2 separate regions of the Homo sapiens genome follow, and region 2 is linked to region 1. A link is a contact called in ENCODE Hi-C data. All regions are on one chromosome and are shown on one strand. The core of a region is the stretch at or near the end of the contact, and the rest is flanking DNA. Distances in the headings are between cores, read along the strand shown. Region 1 overlaps PDXK (pyridoxal kinase). Region 2 overlaps ADARB1 (adenosine deaminase RNA specific B1).

Evidence for each region. Hi-C counts contacts between places; a loop is a spot of excess contacts on that map. Pooled maps may share reads with other maps.
Region 2: a loop to region 1 is called in a map of B cell, with 15 times the contacts of the local background. The contact joins two enhancer-like sites. A Hi-C loop is called at or near these places in 1 of 168 maps with a recorded cell type or tissue (B cell), 3 of 37 single-sample maps with no recorded cell type and 2 of 50 pooled maps.

Annotation. Positions count from the first base shown.
Region 1 is chr21:43,723,888-43,727,537 of GRCh38, forward strand. The region is part of intron 1 of PDXK (pyridoxal kinase); the gene reads left to right. Among named protein-coding and RNA genes, the nearest start is that of PDXK, 6.6 kb to the left of the region's middle. RefSeq lists enhancers at 1,044-1,203, 2,787-3,628. Within about 2 kb of position 2,089, at least 25 of the 41 ENCODE cell types and tissues checked have a DNase peak (open chromatin) inside an H3K27ac peak, as active enhancers do.
Region 2 is chr21:45,102,117-45,105,816 of GRCh38, forward strand. All of the region lies in intron 1 of ADARB1 (adenosine deaminase RNA specific B1), which reads left to right. Among named protein-coding and RNA genes, the nearest start is that of ADARB1, 29 kb to the left of the region's middle. Within about 2 kb of position 2,020, at least 7 of the 41 ENCODE cell types and tissues checked have a DNase peak (open chromatin) inside an H3K27ac peak, as active enhancers do.

The DNA.
Region 1 (3,650 bases), core at 839-3,338:
CACAGTGCAGGTGCGCTTTCACAGGGCCGCTCCTAGGGAGGAGGTTGTGGACATCAGACATTCCATGATTGGATTCCATGGCTTTGAGAATCTCACTTGGGGCCTTAGCTCGAGACCCATTTAAATACCACATCGCAGAGACCAGAAGGCAAGACCATGGGACTCCCTGCAGCCCCCACCAGAAGACCCTGTGAGGTGGCTGGCTCCATCTGGGGCCTGCAGGCAGCCGCATTCTTTCATTCTCGTGGTCCGTCGGTGCGGAGCAGACCTGAGACACCTGAGGGGGCTTGGCGGAGGTTGTATTTCTCTGTCTAGGGGCCTCAATGCCATGCCCGTTAGGCAGGTGGACTGTGGCTCAAGCGCCCCACAGGAAGAGGCAGGGGGCTCCCTGCCCTGGAACCCTGGATGTCAGCACCTGACTCCTACCTGCTGTGACATTGGCAAAAGTAGCTGTGGCAGAGGCCGAGGGTCCCACCTGCTTACTGGGCCCCGCTTCTCCGGACAGGAGCAGAAGCTGCAGAGCTTTGGGACCTCAGCACTTGAGCAGCATGTGGACGCGAGCAGCGAGTAACCCCGGGCTCCCAGAGACGCGTGACGGGGTCCCCAGGGGGTTGCTTGAGGGCCCTCAAGTCAGGAGCTGATTTCTATCCTCAAATATTTAAGCATCCCCAAGCCCAGGTGCGGTGGCTCACACCTATAATCCCAGTACTTTAGGAGGCCGAGATGGGGGGATCACTTGAGCCTGGGAGTTTGAGACCACCGTGGGCAACATAGCAAGACTCCAGCTCTACAAGAAAAAAAAAAAAAAGCTGGCTATGTGACTCACATCTGTAGTCCCACCTACTTGGGAAGGTGAAGTGGGAGGATCACCTGATCCCAGGAGGTGGAGGATGCAGTGACCTGTGATGGTGCCACTGCACTCCAGCCTGGGTGACAGAGTGAGACCCTGTCTCAAAAAAAAAAAAAAGTAAAAAATAAACATGTATGGAAGTACAATGTATTTTTAACCAGAAAGTTGACAGAGAATACCGATGCACTAGGTAGACCCTGTTTTTAAAAAAAAAAAATCCCCTGCTCTGCAAAGTGGCCTCTTCTTCAGAGATGTGGCATCACTGGAGGGTTCTCTTGGGGAAATGGTTAAAACACCTGGTGTTGGCTGGGTGCAGTGGCTCACGCCTGTAATCCCAGCACTTTGGGAGGCTGAGGCAGGCGGATCACAAGATCAGGAGATCGAGACCAGTCTGGCTAACACGGTAAAACCCCGTCTCTACTAAAATTACAAAAAATTAGCCAGGCGTGGTGGTGGGCGACTGTAGTCTCAGCTGCTTGGGAGGCTGAGGCAGGAGAATGGTGTGAACCCAGGAGGCGGAGCTTGCAGTGAGCCGAGATCGCGCCACTGCACTCCAGCACGGGCGACAGAGCAAGACTCTCGTCTCAAAACAAAACAAAACACCTGGTGTTTTGAAAAATCTTTACATTTTTTCTTAGAATTCCTAGGATAGAAAGAGTCTTCTTTGCCTTCAGAACTGCACTATAAGATCCTGGAAGAATACCACCCTGCCTTTTAAAAGACATCATTTTTGCCTTAACATTTTTCAAGGTGACATGCATTTGCAAACAGTACAAAAAAGCCAGCGCTGGGCCAGGCACGGTGGCTCACGCCTATAATCCCAGCACTTTGGGAGGCTGAGGTGGGTGGATCACCTGAGGTCAGGAGTTCGAGACCAGCCTGGCCAACATGGTGAAGCTCCATCTCTACTAAAAATACAAAAAATTAGCCGGGCGTGGTGGCACACTACTGTAATCCCAGCTACTCAGGAGGGTGAGGAAGGAGATTGCTTAAACCCAGGAAGTGGAGGTTGCAGTGAGCCAAGATTGCACCACTGCACTCCAGCCCCTGCAACAGAGCAAGACTCAGGCTCAAAACAAAAAAAAAAGAAAAGGAAAGGAAAAAGAGCCAGTGGTGAAAAGTGTGCCTCCTTCCTTCCTCCGGTGGCCCGCACTAACTTCCTTAGAGGTGATGCTGATGCTGTATGTTGGAGACGCTTCTGAGTGTCCTCGGAACGTTCCCACGTGCTCTCCAGGCCATGCTGGGCAGCTGGCTTTCCTCCCGTCTAGCTGGGATTCTCTCTCTCTCTCTCTCTCTCTCTCTGGCCTCTGCCAGTCCCTGGGTCTGAGCCAGAATGTGTCCCAATCCAGGAAACAGGTGTTGTTTCTGGTATTTCTTCTTTTTCTTTCATCTTTCTCCAAGAAGGAAGAAAATTGGCTAGTTTTTTGCTTTTCTGACTCCCTTAGTTTGGGACTGAGGTTTCTGTTATTCTTGTTTGGCTGTCATGGAGAAAAACAAGAACTTATCGGTCCCGTTTTCCATTTTTTCTTTTTCTTTTTTTTTTTTTTTTTTTTGAGACGGAGTCTCACTCTGTCACCCAGGCTGGAGTGCAGTGGCGTGATCTTGGCTCACTGCAGCCTCCTCCTCCTCCCAGGTTCACGCCATTCTCCTGCCTCAGCCTCCCAGGTAGCTGGGACTACAGGCGCCCGCCACCACACCAGGCAAATTTTTCTGTATTTTTAGTAGAGACAGGGTTTCACCATGTTAGCCAGGATGGTCTCGATATCCTGACCTCGGGATCTGCCCGCCTCGGCCTTCCAAAGTGCTGGGATTACGGCTGAGCCACCGCGCCCGGCCAATTTTTGTATTTTGGTAGAGACGGGGTTTCACCATGTTGGCCAGGCTGGTCTTGAACTCCTGACCTCAGGCAATCCACCCACCTCAGCCTCCCAAAGTGTTGGGATTACAGGCATGAGCCACTGCACCCAGCCTATTGGTCCCATTTTCTGATCTATTTTTCCCTCTTGCCTCTGGCTCTAGCCCACATCGGTGCATGTGTGTGTGTGTATGTGGGTGTGCATGTGTGTACGTGGTGTGTTTGTGTACACTGTGTGTGTATGTGGGTGTGCATGTGTGTACATGGTGTGTGTGTATGTGGGTGTGCTTGTGTGTACATGGCATGCATGTGTGCATGTGGGATGCATGTGTATGGGGCATGTGTGCATGGCGTGTGTGCACATGTCTGGGCATGCATGCGTGTGTCATGGGCATGCATGTGTGTGTATGCGGTGTGTTGCTCTGCAGGCCCCAGTGTTGGCCGGCCCCCCCGTCTTTCCTGTAAGTGACTTCCTTCCTAGGAGGCTTGGTGTGACTGGCATTCCCTGGAAAGGGAGGGGCGGATCCGCAGAACGGGCAGCTTCGGGGACACAGGGGCTGCTGATTGGCATTGTGGCTTGTTGGCCTTGGTGTCTGCGGGTGCACACCCACACAGAGCTTTTGAAATGGAATCCTGCGTGCCCAGTTCACAGAGTGAGTGACGCTGAGGAATAAGAACAGAGGGAACTTCTCAAGGAGAAAGGAAGAAAGGAGTTGTCAAAGATGGGCTGAGCAAAAAACCGTGCAATCAGCCGAGGAGGGGCCGGCAGCGCCTCCCTTCCTGCCCACAGAGCAGCCGCCTTGTGCCCATCTATTCCCCGGCTCTGCATGGGGCCTCTGTTTTAAAGGGTTCTGTGGCCAAGACAAGCCTGCCAGCCCCTGTCCCTGTCCTTGGCCACTCCTCCGGCAGCTTTCCCCATTCCTGAAGCAGGTGGCTAGCCTGCTT
Region 2 (3,700 bases), core at 770-3,269, 1.4 Mb after region 1:
CCTGGCGTCAAGCGATCCTCCCTCTTCGGCCTCCCAAGTTGCTGGGATTACAGATGTGAGCCACCATGCCTGGCCAATGTGCTTATTTTAATTCTAAATCAGAATTTCTATAATTATCTTCCTTACCTTGGTGTCTGTCTGTTATCAGCACAAGGGTTTAAAATAATTTTTGATTTCTTGGAAGTAATTACGCAGGCAGTTCAATGGGAGAAGGCACTTTCCTCAGCACATTTGGGGTGCTGTTGTCAGAAAGAAGGGGATGGATTCAAGTCAGCAAAACCAGCTGTAACCACAACTATATTTTTTAAACATGTAGCTGCATGTTCCATAAAACAGCATATAAAAAATAGAGTGAGCATTCTTTATTGGAGAAATAGCTGATTCTAGGACTGGGCAGGAAATAACACAAGTGCCAGGAATGCCAAGGAAATGGCAAGGAAATGCCGAGAAACAAACATAACCACACCCACATCAATGGGTGGTGTCAAAGGGACCCAGGAGCCAACTGAAAGAGCTCCCAGTGGCCAAAGCTGGAACAGTTTCTACAACAAAACAAAGTAGTATTGGATTATAGCCCAGAGATAAATAAATATCCATGAGTCCAGACTGACATAAATAAATGACTGATAAATGAGGAGAAAAGACAAAGCTCCTTTTCCAGCACAATTCCAGATCATCTCTGCATCTGCTGTATCTGCTGTGTCTTCCAGGAGGTGGAGCACAACCCTTACCCCAAGGCAAGGGCTGTGCAGAGCAACTTCCTTCCAGAGAGGACAGCATGGAAGTGGGGCGGGGGGCTCAACCCAGCAGGGGCCAGGTCAGCCTCACAGTGGTCAGTCACGGTGACAGGGTGTGCCTGATACAGTGGAGTGACAGTGGGCCTTCACCTCTGGGGGCTTCATCCCCAAACTCAGTCCCTTCCTGTACCATGAGAAAAACATCAGACAGATCCCAGCTGAGGGACAGCTTCCTCAACAGTCAAAAACCAAGAAGAGTCTGAGAAACTCACAGCCAAGAGGGGCCTAGGGAGCCATGACATCTCAATGTCACGTGGGATCCTGGACGACTGAATCTGACGAAAGTGTGGATTTCAGTTAATAACAATGTGTTAATTAATACTGGTCCGTTAAACCAGCAGTCCTCAACCTTTTTGGCACCAGGGACTGGTGACAATTTTTCCATGGGCCGAGGTGGGGGCTGGGAGAATGGTTTGGGGATGATTCCAGCGCGTTACATTTATTGTGCATTTTCTTTCCATGATTACATTGTAATATATAATGAAATAATCATACAACTCAGCATCATGTAGAATCAGTGGGAGCCCTGAGCTTGTTTTCCTGCAACTAGATGGTCCCATCGGGGGTAAGGGGAGACAGTGGCAGATCATCAGACATTGGATTCTTATAAGGAATGTGCAACCTAGACCCCTCACATGCGCAGTTCACAATAGGGTTCCAGTCCTGTGAGAATCTAATGCTGCCACTGATCTGACAGAATCAGTGCAAGAACTGATTCTCTGAAGCCCAGTTCCTAACAGGTCATGGACTGTTACTTGTCCATGGCCCAGGGGTTGGGACTCCTGTATTAAACCATGCTCATGTAAGATCTTAATAATAGAAAATGGGTGTGGGGTCTGTGGGGCCTTTCTGTCACATCTGCTCAATTTTTCTTCAAATCTAAAATTGTTCTAAAAATAACGTTTACTTTAAAAATAAGTGTTTTTTCAAAAACACTTTTTTGTGTCCTTATCTTCTGCTCCAAATAAATAATTATCCTGACTTTTGTGTAAGTGGTTCCACTAGTTTTCTTTGATTTCTTAACTCTGTCTGTTACCCTTACACAGTATATCCTTTGGTTTTGAAAACCGAGTAGTCAGGGCACACTTATCGAACCAGGCCCCAGGGGTCAGTGACGGTTGATCTCCAAGGGGTTCACTTTTGGGGAGGGGGGTCCCTCCTGGAGCAGTGCGTTCAGCTAGCTCGTATACTTTTTCACAAGTGTGTTCTGTTCCCTTCAGCGGGGTAGGCCTGCTACCCTCTCCTTCCACTTGGGCTTCCCCTTTCTTGTCTGTCTCCTTGTGCCTGGCAGCCTTGGGTATCTGTGATATGGCTGTGGTTAGTTTTGGTGCAGTGGGATATATTTATGTGCTGCAGTCACTTCTGTGAAGAGTTAGGTGCTGTCCGGGTGCTGTCAGCTTGGATTCCGGAGTTGTCCTGTGCAGTGGAGGCTGTAAAGGAGCATTGTCAGGGAAGAGAGGCTGTTGCTACTGTACCCATTTGACTGGGGACTCCTGGGATAGAGTGAGTTCCAAGAAAGAGCAGGGAAGAATTGGGTCAGTGGAGACACAGTGGGGGTCAGGGCATGGACAGGCCGTGCTGCAGCTTGGAGATACAAAGAATGAGGGACGAACCCAGAACTGGAGGTGTTTCTCAAGAACAGAATCTTCAAAGGTTGAGATGAAACTCCCATCATACTTACTAGCAATAACCTCTAGCAAAGTTGAGGTGGTCTGTTTTGGCTAAATAAAATGGACATAGCATTGCTGGGCCCCTGTGAAGGGCTGGAAGCAGGGAAATGTCAGCAGTGGCAAGCGTGCCCTCTGGGGAGTAGGGAATTTCCCTGGCGCTGGCAGGCAGCCCATGCTGCCGTAGATGTTTCCTGCTGTCCTGGGTGGCCTCACACAGAGCAGCTCCACACCTGCTCTTTGAAGTTTTCTTGGGGTGCCTGCTGGCTACAAGGGGTCTAGATGTTTATGACACTGATATAAAGTCTCTGTGCTTCCCTTGGGGAAATGCTCCCAAGTATGAAGCACCCAGGTTCTGAGAACAGAGTTGGATAAAAAGGTTGAGTTGGAGAAACTTACCTAACAGGGTTAAAGTGGAGACAAGGATGGCATGTGAAGCTTTGGCTTTACTTCCCAGGTGATTTTTCTGTTACGCTTAGCATGCATCGTTGCTGCTTCGTTGTTTTGTTTTGTTTTGTTTTGTTTTGTTTTGTTTTTTTAGATGGAGTCTGGCACTGTCACCCAGGCTGGAGAGCAGTGGCATGATCTTGGCTCACCAAAACCTCTACCTCCTGGGGTCAAGCAATTCTCCTGCCTCAGCCTCCCAAGTAGCTGGGATTACAGGTGCCCGCCACCACACCTGGCTAATTTTTGTATTTTTAGTAGAGATGAGGTTTCACCATGTTGGCTAGGCTGGTCTTGAACTCCAGACCCTCAGATGATCTGCCTGCCTTGGCCTCTTAAAGTGCTGGGATTATAGGCATGAGCCACTGCACCCGGCCTGCTTCTTTGTATTTTAATATTTGTGTATTTTATGATTTTCTAGAGAAGCATTGGTTTCATTTTGGCCTAAGTATGATACAAGAGGTGGAAGGCTGGTTTCTCTGTTTCCTTCAGCTGCTCCTGACTGGTCCTCATCTGTTCCTTCTCAGATCACAGTTAACTGAATATATTTTAAAAGAGAAAACTCGTAAGTGCCCTAAGGAAATAAGGAATTATTTTGAACACTAAAGCTAAAAGCATTCTAACATTGTGTTGCTTTTATGTTCTTTACTAAATTTGCTTCATGCACACACACACATATATGAGTGTATTTCTCAGTATGCAGATGATTTCAAGGACTGGCTTCCTTCGTGAAAACGTATTGTTGGTTGCAAGAAGATAGGGGACTGGAAACATGATTCGTCTGTCTGTAGA